Linked DNA regions of Homo sapiens: region 2 is linked to region 1. Evidence: chromatin loops called from intact Hi-C (ENCODE). Cell type or tissue: PC-9. All regions are shown on one strand. Each heading gives the region's core, and the rest is flanking DNA. Links, peaks and the distances in the headings are about the cores only.

Region 1 (5,790 bases), core at 532-5,531:
AAAATACACATTTCCTGTGTTTCTCAAGAAACACAATAACACTCAAGAAACACTGTTGAAGAAAAGATACTTGTGCACCGTAGAACACAATATAAAAAATGCTTGCCTGTTCCTGTCTTGAGTGTAAGCTTGTTTAGTGAAGTCTTATCACCTGAGAGTAATTGTGGATGGGTCAAAGGACCTAAATAGGGACCACTTGTTTTCTAACTATATAACTTTGTTCATGACCATGAAATTTGCCATTTCCTTTTACTACAATAAAGACTTTTATCTATTAGAAGGGAAATAAAAATTGGAGTCCAAATTCCTATCTAATATAGAATCTCCTCAGTCATATAATCCACCAATTTCAACTTCTATCACTGATACTTCTGTGGCTGATAAGTTTACCAGCTGACAGCCTCTACAAGGCAATCTGAAAGATTTTTGTGCATCTAAGACATGTAAATGAAAAGAGAAACATCCAATCAGTTGGTCACCTGAATTCTTGCTTTGACTAGCAATAGGCTGCTCAGATACTGTCCAATATACAAATATTTGGAATCCTAACTACAGAATTTCAGGAGGCATGACTGACTGAATCTGTCACTATGTTATTGATAATATGTAACTTGAACAAACATATCAAAAAGAGGGAATACAGTATTTAAGAGGGAAATATATATGCTGGCTCTGCTTCCTGCAACTGGGAAAACTTAGATAAGTCACTAATCCCTGTAAGCTCCAGTCACACATGGGACTAACAATTGTGTGTTACTCTTAGAGCTATGGTGAGGAATAAATGAGATAATGCACACAAAACATTGAGCAAAGCATGTAATACCCAGTAAAGTGTCTATTTTTGGTCTGCTCAAAGAGAGTTATTCCACCTTGATTTTTAGTATTCAGAATACTAGAGAAAACAGCAACAATAACTTTGATATTTTCTTTCATGCTATCCCAATTATTATGTGGGGTTCTTTCATTTGAGTTCAAGATATTGAACCTAAATGTACGGTATAAAGTCTCCTTCTGTCTATACTGTTTTGGTGCTAGCATCGGGACTGAGAAATAGAACTCCCCATCAGCCCCAGATCTCCCCAAGTCATTAGGAACAGAGGAAAATAGGAGTGATGCCTTTTACATTGTCCCATTCCCACATTTTATACATGTCACTGGTGTATTGGCACTTAAGTTGGGGTGTTGTTGGAAATAGTGGTGATAAGGATAATAGTAATAACATATATTTAGTGTGAACCATGTGGTCAAGACCCATTCTAAGAGCCATTCTAACAGTACAGCTGTTATGAAAACCAGCATGGAGGTCTCTCAAACAATTAAATATAGAATTACCATATGACCTAGAAATCCCATTTCTGGGTGTTTATTCAGAAGAAATGAAATCAGTATGTTGAAGAGACATCTGCAATTCTATGTTTAATGCACCATTATTCAAAGTAGCCAAGATATGTAATCAACCCAAGTGTGCATCGACAGGTGAATGGATAAAGAAAATGTCATATATACACAATGGAATACTCTTCAGTCTATAAACAGAAGAAAATCCTGTCATTTGCAACAATATGGATTAACCCAGAGGAAATTATGCTTAGTGAAATGAGCCAGGCACAGAAAGACAAATACTACACGATCTCACTTGTATGTGGAATCTAAAAAAATTCAAACTTGTAGAAGCAGAGAGTAGAATAGTGGTTACCAGGGGCTGGGGGCAGGATGGGGAATGGGAAGAGATTGGTTAAATGGTAGAAAGTTTCAGTTAGACAGGAGGAATACATTCTGCAGATCTATTGTACAACAAGGTCACTATAGTTAAGTTTTTGTATACTTGACAGTCACTAAGAGCAGATTGTAAATGTTCTCATCACAGAAAATGATAAGGATGTGAGGTAATTGATTTGTTAATGAGCTTGATATAGTCATTCTACAACGTATATGTTTACTAAAGGATCACATTGTACACTCTAAATATGTACAATTTTTGTGTCAATTGTACCCAATAAAACTGGGGAGAAAAAAAGAAAAAAGAGTCTTACATCGATGATCTTATTTAATACTTTTCCAAGCCCTATGAGTAAGTATTGTTATTCATATCTCTATTTGGTGATGAAGAAGAGTTAATCACACACCTAATGAATGGTCTGGGTGGGATTAGAATACTTGTCCTTCTCACTTCAAAACTCATGCTTTTAACCACCGCATTAGAGACGTAAGGCAAGACAGAGAAGGAAAATGATGATGACGATGATAATGATAATCATGCCAACGGACATTTATTGAGCTGTTACTACAAGCCAGACATTATACTGCTTTGCATATATTTTGTCATCTAATTTCTACAACACTCCTGTGTGATAGTTTCTATTAGTATCACCATTTTACTTAGGAGCAAACCAACTTAAAGACACGAAATAACTTTCTCAAGTCTACATGGCTAGCAAGTGACAGAGCTAGGATTTGAATCAAGGTTCTTTGTGGATTAGCTATTTTTCTTAATAGTATAAATGATTTAATGGTAGAAACAGGACAGTAGATATTGGTTAGCAGGTTGGGGCAGGTATTTACACTTATTCTATGCCTAGATAAAATGTTTGTGGATCTAGGTCCTGATGATCCTTCTCTGCATGAGAGCAAGGAATCTGTACATTCAAACCCAGCAGAGAGGCCTTGCAGAGCCTGGGGAAATGGCCTTGCCGATGCACAGTCTGCAGAGGCTGCACATTTTAACGAGCAATGGGCCTTCCAGATTCCTTGTCTTTCCTGTTCTCCTGGCCTAAGCTGAGCGAGGAGTCCTGTGAGGTGAATCATACTTTCAGTGAAGGGTGAGACGATGGCCACTTGCCAAACAGTTTTCCAGCCTTTTCTTCAATTATCAAGGTTAGAGTTCTTAACTTTCACCCTTTGGAGGAAGTGCCTCAGCCACATGTGTCCAGCAAAACACAGCTTTTGACACTAGCCAGAAGTAAACAACAATTACCTCTCACTTGTCAAAACAGTCTCTTTTAGGGGAGAGAAAGTAATGAAATGGACAAGATTTTTTAGTCTGTGTCAGAACAGTCAAGGCCAGAGACACAGCATAACAACTCAAGGGGGGAATCAAGAGGTGTCCTTCCCCCACTTCCTCAATATACACAAGATCAGACAATGCACACGGGCTGCATGTATTGTATTATTGCCATGGAGGCATGCAACAAATGACTAGCATCCATATAGTGAGATAGATCAAAGAGCCCTCTCAGGGGTTGAATATATATATATATAGACTTTCAAACAACAGCAGAATTAAAGCCCAAGGCTTCACTTTTCTTTCAAAGAATTTACTTCCAATTAAAAAACAAAACCAAAATGAAAGAACTTTTGAACTATACCAGGACCTGGAGAGGACTTTGAAAAAGCTAAGACTTTCTACATATTTGCTCTCTCCTCTTCCCATTTTTTCTCCACTCAAGATGGAGTATTAGCGGCCTACTTACATGGCATGGTTCTAGTTCAGGATGTCTGTGCTTCTCCTTGGGCAATTATGACTATTACAGCTGCTCTCCTGCCCCCACCCACGACTAGCTTCCACTCAATTTTTACCTCCAGAAGGCTTTTTCTAAGTTAGTGATTGTGTTGTTGTTCACTAGCTCTCAATGCTTCAGTGACCTCTACTTCAGACAAGAAAAAGTCCTGATTTCTTAGCCTACTGTTTGGTACCATTGCCAACCGGTTCCTGCGTTCGTTACCAGAGTCTTGGCCTGTCTCTCCCTCCTTATTCTTTCTTCTCCATCTCAGCCACAAGAGTCTGGTTGCTGCTCTCCTTACTCATCATCGTCCTTCCTGTCTCTCTCTACTTGACCAATTTCCTTTGGACTAACTCCTCTTGACTTATTTTCTATTTGGTAAACTCCTACTCATTCTTCAAGGCCCAGGTTAAACAATGCCCCTGTGGAACTCCTCCTCTGATTCTCCAAGGTGTTATACTTTTCTCATGAGTTTGTAATGAATTATTTAAATGTGATCCCAATGTGACTGGGAGCATCATAAGGTCAAAAGTTGTATTTTTCTCACCGTGAGCAATCACTATCAACTGGCAATGAATGAAACAATTTTATGTTAATACTTGTTGAGTAAATTGAATGGCGTTCTCTATCTACTGTAAATGTATTCTGGAGAGGGCATTGGACTAGGAGTCAGTAGTCTTGAATTTTGAGTTACTCACTTGCTGTATGATCTGCGGCAAGCCCCGGCTTTCTCACCTGAAAAACAGGGATAATAGTACCCTCTTCTGAAAATCAGAGGAAAAATAGATGTGAAGTTATCTGAGACATAAAGCAATATTCTAGTGCAAATGATCTGCTTTCAGTAAAGCAGATCATTGTATAAAGCACTTGCTCTGGTCACAATATGAGCAGGAAGAAGATTGAAATAAATGGTCATCTCAGGCATTTTGATTATTACATAAAACGTGCTAATAGTTTAATCAAGACAGCACTAAGTAGGTAGGGATCAGACATTTCTCAGATATACTAACATAGACTTCAGGGCTTATGCTCAAATATCTCGTCAGAGAGTCGTTTAGTGAACACCCAATCTAAAGCAGACACATATTTTGTATCTTAACATTATTTTGCTTTTTTTTGTTGTTTGTGTGTGTTTACTGTTTGTATCTGTCACTACAATGTCAGCCTTATTAGAATAGGAACATTGTCTTGTTCACAGCTGTTTCCTAGTGCTTGGAACAGTGTGAGACATAGTAGGCACTCAGTCAATATTCCTTAAATAAATGAATTGTCATTCTCTGAGGACAAGTGACAGTATTGTTAAATTTCACACACAATCACGATTCTCAAGATAATTCAAATGGGATAATGTACATTAAAGTACTTTATAAACCATGAAGTTGTAATAACAGATTCATAATTGTGGCCCATTGAAAAATCCTGGTCTGATTGTTCTCATGCCGTCTTAACAACCCAAGAAAAATGAGAAAGACTGAGTTAGTTGTCTGTTTAGTGTTTGCTCATGTGTTCTCATTTCTTTGGAATTAGAGAAAGACTTTAGAACTAGTTTAAATGCTTTGACAAATTCAGTATGATTGCCTTTGGTTAGCACAGAGCGGTAATTAAGTCTGCAATTATATGTTCAGATTTTCATATTTTTCTTGTATGTGCATTTTGACAGTAATTGAACAAGGCAGTATTTGCAATATCCATTCTGAAACTGTTTCACAATATTTCATTATATGCCAAATTAATTTGTTAAACTCAAGTAGCAAATGAAAACTTCAGCATTGATCCAATTAATCCAACTGTGGGACCTTACTGCTAATATGCCCTAGCAGGGAAAACGGAGGGAGATGTTGGGTAAAATGTCTAGAAAGATTAGGGATATAGTTGGGGAATGGAGGAGAGCCTGATAGTAAGCTTTATTTTTTATTCTTCTAAGTTACTCTTTTTTCCCATTAAACATCATTTGCTTCCTTGAGAATCAGCACAGTGGGAAGTTGAATAAACATTGATGAGGTATGCATCTGATTTTTGAAAAGACCTGGGGAAATTTAATTTTCCCTTTTGGTCTCTCTTGTGTGTGAGTGAGAGTGACTTACTCTCTCTCTCTCTCTCTCTCTCTCTGTGTGTGTGTGTGTGTGTGTGTGTGTGTGTGTGTGTAGTTTAGAATGAAGTGAAACGGCCCAAAGCAGAATGGCATTTTGATTGTCTATGGCTCTTTTATTTGTCAAGTATACCAGTATGCCTTACAAAAAGTAAGTGAATTAGAATCCCTTTCACTGTGATAAAAACTTGAGATGAGAGG
Region 2 (5,790 bases), core at 563-5,562, 57 kb before region 1:
CTTCCTTTTGTACTATGAAATGGTCTATTCTCCAAAGTAGAAAAATATTAAAAATTTTGCTTTATTATTTTCATCCATTATTTTGAAATAGATACTTAAAAAATAAAGCCAGTGCTCAATGTGATGTTATGGCCAAATCAATGTGGGTCTCAATTTTTTTTTTTTTTTTGAGACACAGTCTCGCTCTATCACTCAGGCTGGAGTGCAGTGGCATAAACATGACTCACTGTAGTCCCAACCTCCAGGGCTCAAGCAGTCCTCCTACCTCAGTCTCTTGAGTAGCTGGGACCCCAGGCATGCGCTACCATGCCCAGCTAATATTTTTATGTTTTGTAGAGACAGGGTCTCGCCATGTTGCAAAGGCTGTTCTTGAACTCCTGGGCTCAAGCAATCCTCCTACCTCAGCCTCCTGAAGTGCTGGGATTACAGGCATGAGCCACCATGCCTAGCCAAGGAACTTAAATTCTTATTTGGTAAGGAAGCAAGTTAATCTTTTCAGATTGAAGAATCCATGCGTTTCCTTGAGTTTGGGCATCAGGTGGTCTTATGAAAATACTGAACAATTCAATATTCCCATGAGTCTAGACAGTGTCCATTCTATCTTACTGTATTCATGGGTTTTAATTAATGTCAGTGGGGGGCATAGGCAAACTCTGGGGGCCAGAGTTTTCCTCGGGATGGGACATAAAATGGAGTATATGTGAGACAGATAATCTGACAAACTGATTCTAGATATTATCTGGACTAATAGACAAAGGTAAGTTTGAAAAGAAATAGGATGAGGAGAATTTGCCCCCAAATACTAAGATGCATTTTAGATTTGTAACAATTTAGTAAGACTGGTACTAATACAAGTATAAATTGACATATTGATGAAATTCCTAAAATTCTTTATTATTGTAGTAGATGATTGTTGGTTATCTGCCATGTTTCAGGCATGTTCTAGGCTCAGAGAATATTTATAATGCTGAACAAGACAGTCAAGGTCCCAAGGTTCCTCTTGTTGAGCCTACATATTAGTGGGAGAGATAAACAATAAATAAATAAATAAGCAAACACATACATAAATAATAAGGAAATGTTAGATTGTAATAAATGCTATGAAGATAATAAAATTCATGAAAGAACAGAGAACACTTGAGTATCTAAGGGATATTTCTCATTTGGGTGATCAGAAAAGACCTCTCACAGAAGTGGATTTTAGAACAGACACCAGAATGAGACAAAGGAACCATCCAATAATCTGGGGGAGGACCAGACCAGAAAGAAGGAACAAACTCTGGTGAAAGCACTGGGGCTAGAAATAGCTTAGTTTTTAAGAATAAGAAAAAGCCAGTGAGCTCTAAATGTAGGGAGAAAGGAGGTAAAGTTGGAAAGATAAGCAGAGAATATGTAGGAATTTGGAGGTCTGGTAAGTGCAATTCATACTCCCTTCGTAATCCTAGTACATAATTCATATGTAGTACATATAAGAATATCATGCATATTAAAGAATGCATCATCTCAAGCCAATGAGGAGCTGATGGGCTATTCAAAAAGTGGTGTTGGATGCATTTGTTGTTTGTGCAAAAACATAATATTCTTACATCAAACCATACAACAAAATAAATTACAAGTGGATTTACAAACTTAACATAAAAACCCAAACCATAAAATACTAGAAGGAAACATGGAAAAATATGTATATGAGTTTAGTGTAGGAAAGAATTTTCTAAACATGAAATCAGTATAAGAAATCACAAAAGAAAACAGTTAGAAAAATGTCTTCAATAAATGTGGCAATGCATATAAAGCTAATCAATGAGGCCAGAAAAGCACTGAGGCTACAATTAATGAAATAACAAAAGACATAAATGGGTAATTCACATAAGAATAAATGCAAAAACCTTCTGAACTTATGAAAAAAAATTCAGCCTTACTAGAAATAAAATATAGTTTATTGAAAACAAAGAAAGTGATGTGACTTATGCCTGTTATGATGGCAAAGAAAAAAAATGATGATATTCAATTCTACCGAGAGTGTGGTGGTATGGACATGTTCAGATAGTTTTCATGTAAATTACACTCTTTTAACCATTAACCTTTACTTTTTGGGAATGTATATCAAAAGTATTAAAATTAAAATTCACCTTGTGTAGAGTAATTGAACATGTAAGAGCCTTTCTAACGTGAGTAATCAGAGATGTGAATAAAGATTTGAATGCAAGGACATTTACCAGAGCCTGGTTTATAAAAGTAAAACATGAGTAATAACCTAATGCTCAACAGTAAGGGAAGGATGATGCAAAAATACAGTTATGCACCCATTGAAAATTAAGGTTAGGCACACAGAGAATTTTAAACTGTTTGTGCAGTAGGTATTTTGTGCAAAAAAATTGCTACATTTTATTTATATAGCCAGCCACTAGCTTTCTCTTTCTCCCTCTTTCTGGAAGAAAATACAACAAACAGTTGAGGTGGTAATAAACTAGAGGTAAGATTATAGATACTTATTTTCTTATTTATCTTCTCTAGTTTCTGAATGCTTTACTACTAACATATATCACTCCTATAATCAGGAGAAAATGACGATTTTTTTTTTTTTTACCAATAAAAAGCATACCCTAAAACACAGTGTGTGGATTTTAAACAGTCATTGCAGGGCTTCACTTCCTTTCTGAACCTGGCTGCTGCTGGTGCTGCCTTCCAAGGGAGGATGGGAAGGGATCATCATCACTATTTTTGAGAGAATCCAGGCGTCTCAGATTGGGCAAAGGCATGAGTGTAATTGTGAGCAAGGGTAAATGCTTCAGGAGAGCATGAGGTAGGACTGACCTGCCAAGTCAGTTCATTTTTGACACATGTGCACCCTCTCTCAATTATCTTAATGCCACCTTATTGTACTACTTAAAATTCTAAGAGTTAAAAATTAATTTGGGACAATAGTCTTCTACATATAGATGTGAGTATGAATATAAGAACAATAATCTCTGGGTGGATTACAGGTCTATTCATTCATTCATACTTAAGTACGATTTGGGACAAAAGCAGTCAGATTGATTACACTTGAGGGAATAGGAGTTTTCTTTATGGGAAAGGAAAGGTAGGGCTTTTGGCATATGGCGTTCTTTGCTGAGTAGGAGCCTGCAGGGAGATGTGCTGCTCAGGAGGAATTAGGGCAACGTGAACAGTCTGGATGGTTTCCAGTCTCTAAGCTTTGGTGTCCTTACTTGTATCATAAGAAAAATATCTATGTATAGGATAAATATACTATAGCATAAATAAGATAGTGCCTAGAATATCTGAGCATACCATAAATGGTAGAAATGGAAATGATGATGTTGATGACAGTGATGTTCGTTAGGGGAGTAGTTCTAAACGAATGAAACAGTATTAAACATCAGTGGGGCTGCTGGAAGGGAAATGGAATTTTCCTCTTGCTTCATCTGGCAGCATGAGGCTTCTTGTACCTAAATCCTAGTAAGCAGGCAAAAATGATCAATTAAGAAATTTCTACTCCCTCTTTCTAAGTGGTGGCTGCCAGAATGGCAGAAATGAAATTTTCCTTCTTACTCATTTGCTATCATACTTCAAAGTAAGTTACTCAGAGGTACCCCAGTGGCCTGAAAAAAGTTATCTTCAAAGCTTGTTTTCAGCCTGGGAGTAGCTGAGTCATCCAGGGAAAATCTGAGTCAAATACCAGTGAATCAAGGAAATAGAAATGATATTTTACAGTTTGGTTGCAGCTGAATAAGGAGGACATGATTGGGCTGTTTGTAAAGTTTGCTTGGTGTACCTTATTATAATGTAATGGAAGCCCACAAGGAATAGCTAATAAAATTGAGTATGAAGTATTATGCTTTCTCAAAGTGCGATAGAAAAGCCAAATTTTACTATTTATGCTCCTATGTAAACATCATTAGGACTAGGTTCTCTATTGCCCCCAAAGATATATTTTAGTATCTCCTGCAAAGTTAGAGCTGAATTTTATGACTCTGTTTTCATGGGTATATGCCCTGTCAGCAGATGTTAACTGAAGATGCATGAAGAGGAGAAAGTCAATTCGACATCGGCATCTTTCTAATGCTTGCTGATGTATAAAACATCCCAGCCACCCGGGCCCGAAGGCTAGAAGTAAACTGCTTTGCCACAAAGGATAACGTAAGTCTCTGCATTCTCCAAGCTCGAGGACTGTTTTTACAGAAATATCACACACCAAATAGGATACTTTTTCACACTTTTTTCCCAACTCCATGGCATCTGGGAGTGGCCAAGTTTAGCCAGCCACGAATTGGTGATAATGAATGGTGATAAGGCTTGATCTATATGTTTTCCAGATGTTCCCTGGCTTGATGCTGTATCTTCATTTCATTGGCCACAATTACCCAGTTGTGGGTAATAATTCAGCAGTCATTCACAACATTAGTCTGATAGCAGGCCAGATAGACTCTTGGCATATTTGGCCTTTACAATAACCAATTAGTTTCACTGAATTGTGTGTGTGCGTGTGTGTATATTTTATATTTAGTTCCTCCCCTGTCTCTTTCTTTGTCATATTTCCTTTCCTTGGAATTAGGGATAACAAGAATTGTTGAGAAACACTGGATAATGGGTCTAAAGGTCATAGTTATAATCCTGGCTTTATAACCATCTATATATTTGAACTCAAACAAGTTATGTAAGTTCTCTGGGCCTGAGATTTCTCATCAGTACTATTAGGAGGTTGGATTTAATAATCTCAAACTTTCCTTTTCTAAAATCTAGCGAGTCTGACCTACCTCATGCTCAGAGATGTCGGATATATGGGGACTTCTGTGGGGTGGAAGAGAAGCATGAGTCTATGCCCATAGGAGCTTATGTTCTTATTGAGGGAATAAGGGAATAAATAACAAAATGAGCTGGTATGTGATTAAAACAAGCTGACAGCTAATAAGTTAGCAGCAGTTATAAAACTATGTGTTAGGTACTGAGAAGGGCACTTAAGCAATGTTATTAATTTTTCTTTTTTAGGGTTGGGATCTCACTGTATTGCCCAGGCTGGTTGTGAACTCCTGATCTCAGGCGATCCACCTGCCTCAGCCTCCCAAATTGCTAGGATTACATGTGTGAGCCACTGCACCTGGCCTTTATGTTATTAATGAATATTGAGTTGTTAGGGAAGGACAGGTTATTGTGAACTGCACTGATGGGAGAAGTTTTATGCAGAAATTAGGACTTATATAAGTAGAGATAATGGGTGTGGAAATGCAAAGTACAGCAATAAAGGGCATTTCTGGCAGGGGAATTCGTGGGAGGAAAGGGGAGGACACAGGGTGAGCACTGTCAATTTGGCTTCTGTCTGCCCTTCTGTCCCCTGCATTTTTTCAATATGACTTTTTCTTATAAGAAATCTGCTTTTGTGGATCAACTCTCAGTTTTCTTTCACTTGCTTCACAGTTCTAAGAAAGGGTTATTAAGAGCCTGGAACAATAGACTCGAAATCTCTGGATGATCCAGGGATTTCTCTAGGTTTCAAGAGCACGGATTTATGGCATGATCTACAGCAGTGATTCATGGACTCACAGTCTTTCATCTGTGATGATACCAAAGAGGAGGGGTCCACACATGTGGTGTACTCTGTTCTCATGGGTGTGCCAAGGCTTTTCGGTATCTCTGGCCCCCAGGCTGACACCCCACCCCATTCTGTCCCACTGAAGAAAGTATACTAGAATGCAAATAAGCAGGGGAGACATTGTTATAGTCATTACTTTTGCTCACTCTATTAAAAAAAGGTCCCTTTGCAGACTTGGTTAACCTGTTTTTAGTTAATAG

The links. A loop is a pair of places that touch in the nucleus more often than their neighbours do. Peaks named below come from ENCODE experiments on the same cell type or tissue, not always from the same donor. Only the 100,000 strongest peaks of a DNase experiment are listed, where the experiment ranks them.
Region 2: it touches region 1 in a loop (2.0-fold over the local background); 1 of 110 quality-filtered maps calls a loop at or near these places.

What each region holds. Positions count from the first base shown.
Region 1 is chr5:145,528,546-145,534,335 of GRCh38, reverse strand. It overlaps a transcript of PRELID2 not described here. Among named protein-coding and RNA genes, the nearest start is that of PRELID2, 300 kb to the left of the region's middle. In PC-9, for the core only: no CTCF peak of the experiment used is centred there; a DNase peak (open chromatin) is centred at 2,835; H3K27ac peaks cover 2,143 bases.
Region 2 is chr5:145,585,675-145,591,464 of GRCh38, reverse strand. It overlaps a transcript of PRELID2 not described here. Among named protein-coding and RNA genes, the nearest start is that of PRELID2, 250 kb to the left of the region's middle. RefSeq lists an enhancer at 3,117-4,316. In PC-9, for the core only: no CTCF peak of the experiment used is centred there; a DNase peak (open chromatin) is centred at 3,644; H3K27ac peaks cover 1,384 bases.